Regions from separate parts of the Homo sapiens genome. Here region 2 is linked to region 1. Evidence: chromatin loops called from intact Hi-C (ENCODE). Cell type or tissue: PC-3. All regions are shown on one strand. Each heading gives the region's core, and the rest is flanking DNA. Links, peaks and the distances in the headings are about the cores only. Region 1 overlaps LOC105374187 (a long non-coding RNA gene). Region 2 overlaps SPTSSB (serine palmitoyltransferase small subunit B).

Region 1 (5,385 bases), core at 1-5,000:
GGTCCCACCATGTTGCCCAGGCTAGTCTTGAACTCTTGGGCTCAAGCCATCCTCCTGCCTCGGCCTCCCAAAGTGGGATTACAGGCGTGAGCCACCATGCCCGGCCCATAAATTCTTTTTCTTTAAGGTTTGTGCTTCCCTGAGTCTTGTTTAGGAAGGACCACGGATGCCATAATTTAGATTTTTTTAAATAAGTAAAGGCCTTTGCTTTAAAAACTGTTGAATGAAGTGCCTTTAAAAATATGAACGAGGGTCGGGCGCATTGGCTCATGCCTGTAATCCCAACACTTTGGGAGGTTGAGGTGGGCAGATCATGAAGTCAGGAGATTGAGACCATCCTGGCCAACATGGAGAAACCTCGTCTCTACTAAAAATACAAAAAATTAGACGGGCATGGTGGCACGTGCCTGTAGTCCCAGCTACTTGGGAGGCTGAGGCAGGAGAATCCCTTGAACCCAGTAGGCGGAGGTTGCAGTGAGCCAAAATCACGCCACTGCACTCCAGCCTGGGCAACAGAGCAAGACTCCATCTCAGAAAAAACAAAAAAAATATGATCGAACACTGATGATCTTTTATTGCTCATCTCATCGGAATTTTCTTTGCATTACCACTATCAAGTACTTATTTTACAAATACTGTGGTAACTGTTAACCTATTCACAAATCTGGATAAAGATGAGATATGGCCTTTTAGTAAGTGACCCAAGTCAGGTTGACTGGAGAATCTAGTAAGAGTGAATTGAAATATTGATCCCCAAATTTCAGAAACTGTAAGATAAATATGTTGCAAAATAATAAAAATGTGTTTTCCTAATTTTTTTCCCCTCAGTGAAGGGGGAAAAACTTCTAATTCTTTTAAACAATAATTTTAGGTTCAATTAAAATGGCCACCAGGTGGCACCAATGCCTGATAAGTACTTCTGAAAATCAGAAGCATTATTCTCATACTTAAAATCTGTTAAAATTGACATTATAATTAAGGAGATAATTCTGGTCCCCTCCTAATTAGTCTTCAAGAAACTCTTTTTAGGCTCCAAGTTAGATGAAGTGTCTTGTCTCTGTGATCCTATGGCTAACAGTACTCACCAATTACTCTGTAATTGTTTACCTGAGTCTGTTTCTACTCGAGGTAGAGATCAGGACATTTTCAGCCTCACTAGGCCCCGAATAACGTGGCTTTTATTTATTTTTCTGGTAAACATTTGGTTATGAGTTAAAGCCAGGTTTGGGAGAAGTAAAATCTAAAATGTAGACTTTCCAATTTAAATAGGTCTTTCAATACTTATAAAATCTACAGGCTTGGGAAAATAGTGAAAATAAACATTTCGTTGTTTAAATTTTATATTTTGAATTGATAATGAAAAAAATAGTCAAAATTCTCTTCCTCATTCACTGGTCTGATCCACAAGTTCCCTTTCATTTTGGGAAATGGGCCTACAAGACACTTATGGCCCTTGAAAAATAAGTTTTATGAATGAGTATGTCCAAGGACTACAAGGCTGACTTCAAAGCAACAGTCTGGACTCCAAGTACGAAACTTAAAAAAAATCATTTATTCTAAATGGCACTAATGAGACTCAGGCTGCGTCTGTATCTGAGTATACTAGAAAGTCTCTATCAGCTGCTTCCCTTTTATCTTCTTAGAGATGACATCTTTTCTGTATGGTTGGTGCATTGAGAGACTCAGCCAAGTATCAGGCTTTCCATCCATGGGACACATGTCTCCGGAACCTTCCAGCTGTTCACTTGTGACCAATACTCAGAATGCCTTTACTATTGAATACACTTTTAAAAATGATCAATACCAACATTCCCCAAAGTGTGATTAGTGAAGCGATAGTCCTTCAAGAAACTACCTGTACTTGGGGAAAAAAAGTATCCTATCCTTGTTTCTGTCTTTGCAGCTTGTATTATCATATTGAAGACTCTGAAGCCCTTCAGCAGTGGTTCTCAATGGAGTGGTACCGCCCCCTAGGGGACATTTTGTAAATTTGTGGGAGTGTTTTTGTTGTCACAATAATTGGTCAGAAGCCATGGATACATGCTAGGTAACATTCGGCGCATCTAACAATGCTATAGAAGCAAGAATTGTCCTTCAACCCCTGGGACTTTCATTTGTCCTGACAATCATGTAGCTAAAAATATGTATCTAATTAAGCCTACTACTAATTGTGTTTAACATGTCAATACAAAGTTATTAGGATTTTATAGTAGACACTTGAATGTCTTAGGAATACATTATAGGAATGACAATATAAATCAAGGAGTACTTAGGAATGACAACATAAATCAAGGAAAGATTGTATCAAAAATAATTTTTTAAAAAGACATGGTCTTGAGGCCTGCAGGGGAAAATGGTGAATAGGCAGGACTAACTTGTAGCTCCCACTTGGACTGACAGAACAGCATGTGGAGACCACATCGTGAACTTTTGCTCCAAGAACTGCTGCAAGAACATACCAGGAAAACAGAAAGAATTCACAGACCCTTTGAAATAAGCGGCTTGCCACTGCAAACTCCAAGAAACAGCCGAAAAACTGTGAGTGCCCAAAGTGTGAGAGGGTGAAAGTCCACCTCTGAACACACATCCTCACCGAGGAGCTTGAAAATCTGGATCACGGGAGAGGGATTTAACCTTACCTAGAGCTGAAATGAATTTAGAGAGTGGAGAGAAATATAAAAGTAGAAGAGGCAGCAGGAAAGGCCTGTAGGCACTTCTGGCATCCAAGGAAGCCCAGGGAACCTATTTTGACTTTATTTCACAGGGGTCTCTGGGGAGGGCTGCCAGTGGAATTGCGGAAAGACCACAGGAAGAAGGAAACTTCCAGCTGAACTTTGTAGTAATTTCGACCAAGTGTGAATTTTCCAGGGCAGAATCCAGGGTTGGGGGCAAACGGGAAGTGCAGACACAGGCACAGAAGCCACAGCAGGAGGGGTGAAGCCTGAAAGCCCTGCTTGCTTTCTCAGAGGAGAGGCTTGTAGCTTGGGGCCAGTTCCAAGCCCTGCTCACCAGCTGCCTGGTTATAAAGTCCGTGTTGGGGGAGCACACTGGGAGTGAGACTGGCCTTTCTGGCTACCTGGGAGCTGGGTGAAGCCTGTCACAGCTGGCTTTCCCTCACTGACTTGGAGACTTGTCTGATGCAGCAGAGACAGCCATAATCCCTTTGGCATGAGAAACACACCCATATCTCCCACAGCAGGTGCAGCAAGCCCCACCCAAGGAGAGTCTGAGCTCAGACACGCCTAAACTTGCCCCACCTGATGGTCTTTCTCCACCTGCCCTGGTAGCTGAAGACAAAAGACATAATCTCATGGGAGCTCTATGGCCCTGCCCACCACCTGAGAAACCTGAATACTTATCCAGGTGACCCTAGGGCAAGCTTGTATCCTCCCTATGCTACCACAGCTGATGCTGCTTTGAAAGTGCCACCTCCCGGCTGGAGGCCAACCAACACAGCAACTCATAAAATAACAACCCTTCCCCCAAGAAGGAAAAAACAGCTAACTCCACTGCCTGTGACATCTTGGCTAACCAGAGGTCCTAAGTCTGTCCATGTGACAACTTTACTGCCAGCACAACTAGCATTCATGAAAAGTCGCACACTAAACAAAACTACAACCAAGGCCCCACACAGAGTCCACCTTATTCCCCGGCTACCTCCACCAGAGCAGGTGCTGGTATCCACTGCTGAGAGACCTGAAGACAGATGACATCACAGGACTCTTTGCAGATACTTTCCAGTACCAGCCTGGAGCCTGGTAGCTCTGCTGGGTGGATAGACCCAGAAGAGAAATAACAATCACTGCAGTCCAGCTCTCAGGAACCCCCATCCTTAGGGAAAGGGGGAGAGCACCACATTAAGGGAGCACTCCACGGGACAAAAGGATCTGAAGAGCAGCCCTTGGGTCCCAGATATTTCTCTGATATAGTTTACCCAAATGAGAAGGAACCAACAAAACAATTCTGGTAATATGACAAAACAAGGTTCTTTAATACCCCAAAAGATCACACTAGCTCACCAGCAATGGATCCAAACCAAGAAGAAATCTTTCAATTGCCAGAAAAAGAATTCAGAAAGTCAATTAGTAAGCTACTCAAGGAGGTACCAGAGAAAGGTGAATAGGAGTTTAAAGAAATTTAAAAAATTTTACAGGATATGGATGGGAAAATCTCCAGAGAAATAGACATCACAAGTCAAAAACAATCACAGCTTCTGGAAATGAAAGACACACTTAGAGAAATGCAAAATACATTGGAAAGTCCAACAATAGAATTGAACAAGTTGAAGAAAGAACTTCAGAGCTTGACACAAGGATTTTGAATTAACCCAATCTGACAAAGAAAAAAGAGTTTAAAAAAATGAACAAAGCCTCCAAGAAGTCTGGGATTATGTTAAATGACCAAACCTAAGAATAATTGGTGTTCCTGAGGAAGAAGAGAAATCTAAAAGTTTGGAAAACATATTTGAAGGAATAATTGAGGAAAATTTCCCTGACCTTGCTAGAGATCTGTGGGAGTTAAGGCAGGCTGGTGGGAAAAATTTTCAGGATAGTTATAAGAAATAGACACAAACCTTCTATGGAACCTGAAGGGGTTTGCATAACTTCAGTAATAGATCTGGCTGAAGGCAGCCTAATCCTCTTACCTTAAGTAAATAGCTTAAAGTAGGTACAAAGGAATGTAAGGGAGTTTACCTAAATAACTTGTTTACTCATGTGGTCCTAAAATTAACTTTTGATCATTTGCGGGCAGGATGGCTCTCTTGGGGGGAGGGGACCAGGTTAGTTAACCTCTAGTGATGTTGACTCAAAGCCTTTGTCATTTAATATATGCTGAATAAATTCCAGCAGGGCCAGTTAATCAGGGTCTCGGCTGCTACAACTCTTTTGGTCAGTGGCCTCACCCCCTAAGCCCACTCTTTCACTGAATATCAGTGTCTGAGTACGTTATTCATCTGTTGTGCAGCTGGGGTCTGTGAGATGGACCCTGGCAGAGATCTGGACATCCAAATACAAGAAGCCGAAAGAACACTTGGGAAGTTCATCACAAAAAGATCATTACCTAGGCACATAGTCATCGGATTATCTAAAGTAAAAACGAAGGAAACAGTCATAAGAGCTGTGAGGCAAAAGCATCAGGTAACCTATAAAGGAAAACCTATCAGATTAACAGCAGATTTCTCAGCAGGAACCCTCCAAGCTAGAAGGGATTGTGTTCCTATCTTTAGCCTCCTTAAACAAAACAATTATCAGCCAAGAATTTTGTATCCAGCAAAACTAAGCCTCATAAATGAAGGAAAGATACAGTCCTTTTCAGGCAAAAAAATGCTGAGAGAATTTGCCACTACCAAGCCGGCACTACAAGAACTGTTAAAAGGAGCTCTAC
Region 2 (5,385 bases), core at 386-5,385, 74 kb after region 1:
TAACTTTAGTGATAATGGTACCTAAAAATTGAGGTTAGCCTCATTTTCCTGAGCCATGTATACAAAGAGAAATAAAAGTGAACCTAAGCACAGCTCTGAGGAAGAGACTTTTGAGATAAGGTCCAAGGGATCATTATGAGTCAAATGGATAGAATAGACAGTGAAGTAGGGAGAACAGCCAAGACAGAGGGAACAATATGTACAAAGGTTGGAGGTGGGAAGAAGTAGGTTGCTTTTGAGGGGCCACGGAGGGAGAAGGGAGCAGGGAGTGTGATGACACTGAAGAGGTGGGAATGGCCACAGTGAGGCCAGAAGCTGTAGGGCCTAGTTGGATAAGTTAACTGTTTTATCTTCAACCTCTGAGTTAGGGCAATGCTGTGGTGGGTTTGAGAGGAGGAGGCTTTAAGTTCATGTGGTAATGCTGCATTCTGGAGTCAAGTTGAAATGACTTTGGAGCCCAAGTATTTCAGAAAATCTGTACCTCTACTCTTCCCTAGGGCATTACTGTTTCAGAATCAACAGTATACTGAGAACCTGTTTAAAATATTCTTAAATACTCTTCATTTTTACAAATGAGATAATATTGCTTATTTAGAAATATTATTAACTTTTCTCTATATGTTGTGGCTATTTATTTATTTATTTGTTTTTGAGAGAGTCTCACTCTGCTGCTTAGGCTAGAATATAGTGGCACAATCTTCGCTCACTACAACTTCCACCTCCCAGGTTCAAGAGATTCTCCTGCCTCAGTCTCCTGAGTAGTTGGGATTACAGGCATGCACCACCATGCCCGGCTAATTTTTTTTTGCATTTTTAGTAGAGATGGGGTTTCACCATGTTGGCCAGGCTGGTCTTGAACTCCTGACCACAGGTGATCTGCCCGCCTCAGCCTCTCAAAGTGCTGGGATGACAGGCATAAGCCACTGTACCCGAACTTGTTGTGGCTTTTACAAATGCACTAATTGTCGGGCTCGGTGGCTCACGCCTGTAATCCCAAAACTTTGGGAGGCCAAGGCAGGCGGATCATCTGGGGCCTGGAGTTTGAGACCCGCCTGGCCAACATGGTGAAACCCTGTCTGTACTAAAAATACAAAAAATTAGCTGGGCATGGTGGTGGGCACCTGTAATCCCAGCCGCTGGGGAGGCTGAGGCAGGAGAATCACTTGAACCTGGGAGACCTGGGAGGCAGAGGCTGCAGTGAGTCGAGATCTTGCCATTGCACTCCAGCCTGGGCAAAAATTCTGTCTCAAAAAACAAACAAACTGCACTAATTAAGTGATGAGTAATGTGGTTAGGAGAATTCATTCATTCACCGAATGAATACATTTTAAGTATTACCATGTGGCTCCTTCTGAATATTAATGGCTTCGGAAAGACTTTATTCTCAAAGGCATCACAGTCAGGAGATGCTCTTCCAGGAAGCAGCAAACTGGACCATGTAACAAACATGCAGTGATCGAGGGCCCAGGAATGAGCACTAAGTGGGAGGAAAGGACATGGAAAAATGCTAAGGCATGGTGGGGCAGGACAATAGTCTCAGGTACTAGAGAGGCTGAGGCCAAGGGGGAAGGATCCCTTTGGTCTAGGACTTCAAGTCCAGCCTGAGCAACATAGTGAGATCCTGGCAAAACAAAACAAAACAAAACAAAACAAAACAAAACAAAACAAAACAAAACACTCTAAATTAAAAAAAATGCATTGATTAATTTCCCGGCTATTGCTTTCTCTATTAAAATTAGAATTCCTTGCTTGGGCAGCCCTAGCCAACACCTTAATGATGGCCTTGAGAAAGACCCTGAGCCAGAGGCATCCAGCTAATCTGTATCCAGATTCCTGAGCCATAGAAACTTCAAGATAATTAATGTCTATTGTTTAAAACCGCTAAAAGTCAAACAATCAATCAATGAATAAAAGAAACAGCAGATAAAAAGCACACCAACATGTATAGCACCAACAGTGGATACATGGTAAGATCTTGATCACAAATACCCCAAATCTGCAATGACTTTAAATCTGGCTGTTTTAAATATACTTCTGCACTGCTAACCATTTAAGCAGTTAAGATTAAAAAAATTTTTTTTTTGCCAGTTACCACAATCTCAGCCCTCTAAGTAGCCAGAACTGACATGTGAAAAGTGTCTCTTGAAAACACTGATTGTCTCTTTTTCTCTGATTCATTTTCCCCTTATTGATGATAAGCAATTTTAAAGACAGTTTGTGTGTCATTTCTTATCATGAGAAGGTGAGAAGAGGGAGAGTTGGTTATTATTGTTGAACCATCTGCTACAATCTATTGTTAGAATGCACACTATTTTTAGGTTCTAGATTTGCTTAGGTAATATATTTCTACCTTCTGTGAGTCAACTTTCTTATCTCCTGTGGGACTATATACAAGATTAAAAGGAAAAAACCACTTTAGACAATTTGATGAGTAATGTGGTTAGGAGAATTCATTCATTCATTGAATGAATACATTTTGAGTACTACTATGTGGCTCCTTCTGAATATTAATGGCTTCGGAAAGACTTTATTCTCAAAGGCATTACAGGCAGGAGATGCTCTTCCAGGAAGCAGCAAACTGGACCATATAACAAACATGCAGTGATCGATGGCCCAGGAATGAGTACTAAGTGGGAGGAAAGGACATGGAAAAATGCTAAGAAGAAGGCTAGAAAAAGAGCCTGCATTTGAGGAAATAAGATGACAGAAATATGAAATTAATTATCCACTGATAACCTAGAACTAGATGATAGCAAACATTTTAAAGTCCTAAATTTTCACAGTGAAATGTGATATTAATCTATCCACTTCCTTAGAGACCTAGTGCTGTATCTCAGCAAAGCTAAACCAAGAACTTGAAATGCTTACTTTATTCAGGCACACCATGCATCTCCTGTTTTTAGTTAGGTGCTTTTGAAAAGATGACTTTCGATATATGGAAAAGAAGGAGAGAGTAGTTTATTCTTTTTTAAAAAGAAAAGTTTCCTCTAAACTTGATGACTTTAAAAATGTTCTTAGATCTTTCATGAGATTGTGTATTCAAAGGTGGCACTCCTAAGCAGACTGTGATGTGGCTTCAGGCAGGGGTACAGTGGCCTGGATACAGTTTGACTCTGACATGCTGAGACAGTGATAATACCGGCTGTAGCCTGAATGTTTCTGTGTTGGAAGTCCACTAAAAGGTTATTTCATAACTGGGAATGCAGAGTAAATGATTATTTCTTATTTCTGATTGTTACTACTCTTTTATCAACGGGTGGTGATTTCCCTCTCATTAGATTTGTGTGCGGTGGAGAAGGAGATGAAGTTACATCTCCTCTCTCAGATAGAGAGGGAGAAGATTTGAGACTTATGACTCATTACACAGGGGCAGGACTTTGTTCTGGCTTGGATGGAGAAGAAAGTGAATAAATGTAACAATTAAAAAAAACCACATGTGGTAACACGAACACTGCTGTATGAGTCATGGAATGTGAACACAGTTGAGGGGAGCTTGCAAGAAAAGTATTGGCTGGGCTTGCTCAGGGAGCTCTTTGTTGTTGTTTTCTGTTTTGGGGAACAGGACTGGAAGGAAGTTAGGTAACTGCAATGAAAGAGGCGTAGCAGGTGATTTGGTACAGTGGTATTTACCTTGGAAATATTGCAGAAGACGTGATCAGTAGCCCTCCCCCTGCCAAAAAAGAACTACCCCAAGTTACTGGATTTTCTCATTAAGGAATTTCCTATTCTAAAGGTAGCTATTCTCCTGGGGAAAAAAAAGACTTAGTACATTTTGGTTTAAATTTACTTCTAGAACATCAGAATCAGGGACTGAACAGTTAGAAGGGCCTAAAGTTGATTTTTGGGTTAACTCCTTCTCAACTCACTTTGGAACTCTACATCAATCACTCAGCTTCATTTTTTTTTTGTGCTTCATATTTGGAACCTGAAAATCTGAGAAGTGATAAAAGTGTCCTGCCAGTTGCAGAGAGAGATGCTGTATCTAAAAAGAGACTCTTTCTGTACTCACAGTAGCTTTCTTTGGAAACAGCTTAATATGACTTACTCAAGTACAAGCCCTCCTTTAACTGAGTAATTCATTTATTTAAAAAATTAGAAATACAGCGATTTCCTTCCAAAGAACACAGTATGGAAGGGGGGATAAAAATGAGTAACTTTACAGTGGAGAAAACTGATAAGCCCTGCTTCAGCCAGGTGGTCAAGGCCAACATCGATCATTATTAGTCATGTTGATAACAATCATGATATGAATAATCTTCATGATATGATGTCAAAAAAGACACTTTACCTCTGTGGTCTTCTTCCCAATAACCCATAGATCCAGCCTAATCATGAGAAAGGTATCAGACAAATTCCATTAGAGGGGCATTCTACAAGATACCTGACCAGTACTCCCCAAAACCCCCAAGGTCATCAAAAACAAGCAAACTGTGAAAAATTGTTATAGCCAAAGGAGGCTAAGGGAGGCATTATGACTAATTGTAATGTGGTATCCCAGATGGAATCCTGGAACAGAAAAGGGACATTAAGTAATAACTAAGGACATATGAGTAAAGTAAGAACTTTAGTTAATACTAGTATATCAATATTGGTTCATTAATTGTAATGAATATGTTATACTAATGTAAGATTTTAAAGGGGACACTGGATTCAGGGTATATGGGAACTCCCTGTATTGTCTTCTTGATTTTTCTGTAAATCTACAACTGTCCTAAACAATGAAGCCGATCCAAAAGAGAAAAGATTAATTAGGAAAGCCTTCAAAGGTCCAGAGTTATCCCTATTCTAAACTCCAGTGAACTTTGCTGAAGCTTTACTTCCTATCTGGAAAATTTTTCCCAATAACTATGTACATAGATGAGTAATATCCTTGCATAAGAGACTGGCTTTTAAAATTTCTTAAACACAATAAAGAGGAAAAATACATCTTACATTGTGATCCATGGTGTATACACTCACACATACACACACAGAGAGAGAGAGAGAAAGAGAGAGAGAGTCATATAACTGAAACAAACATCTCTCAAAAGAATACTTTGCAGAGCATGCTGATATTTTTTATTCTATTCTGTTCCATTATATTTATTCTTATCTATTCTAGTTAATTCTACCTTATTTTGTTATTCTCTTCTTTCATTAAAAACATCATGATTGTGTTTACTACATTGATTTCTTAACCTACTAATTGCAACCTGCAGTTGGAAAAATCCAACTTTAAGGCTTAAGTGTTAGCTTCTCTAAGATGTCTCCGTACTGTCCAATATGGCAGCCACTAGTCACACATGACAATTTAAATGTCTAGTGTTTAATAGCCACATGTGGCTAGTGGTTACCATACTGGAGAGAAAAGATATAGAATATTTTCAACATTGCAGAATATTTTGT

Evidence for each region. Hi-C counts contacts between places; a loop is a spot of excess contacts. Peaks named below come from ENCODE experiments on the same cell type or tissue, not always from the same donor. Only the 100,000 strongest peaks of a DNase experiment are listed, where the experiment ranks them.
Region 2: a loop joins it to region 1, with 3 times the contacts of the local background. A loop is called at or near these places in 1 of 110 quality-filtered maps.

Annotation. Positions count from the first base shown.
Region 1 is chr3:161,272,919-161,278,303 of GRCh38, forward strand. The region is part of intron 1 of LOC105374187 (a long non-coding RNA gene); the gene reads left to right. Among named protein-coding and RNA genes, the nearest start is that of NMD3, 54 kb to the left of the region's middle. RefSeq lists an enhancer at 1,875-1,924. In PC-3, for the core only: CTCF peaks have their summits at 894 (motif pointing right), 1,100, 1,968 (motif pointing left) and 2,168; DNase peaks (open chromatin) are centred at 893 and 1,973; H3K27ac peaks cover 1,730 bases.
Region 2 is chr3:161,346,627-161,352,011 of GRCh38, forward strand. The region is part of intron 2 of SPTSSB (serine palmitoyltransferase small subunit B); the gene reads right to left. Among named protein-coding and RNA genes, the nearest start is that of SPTSSB, 22 kb to the right of the region's middle. In PC-3, for the core only: no CTCF peak of the experiment used is centred there; a DNase peak (open chromatin) is centred at 3,475; H3K4me3 peaks cover 438 bases; H3K27ac peaks cover 2,889 bases.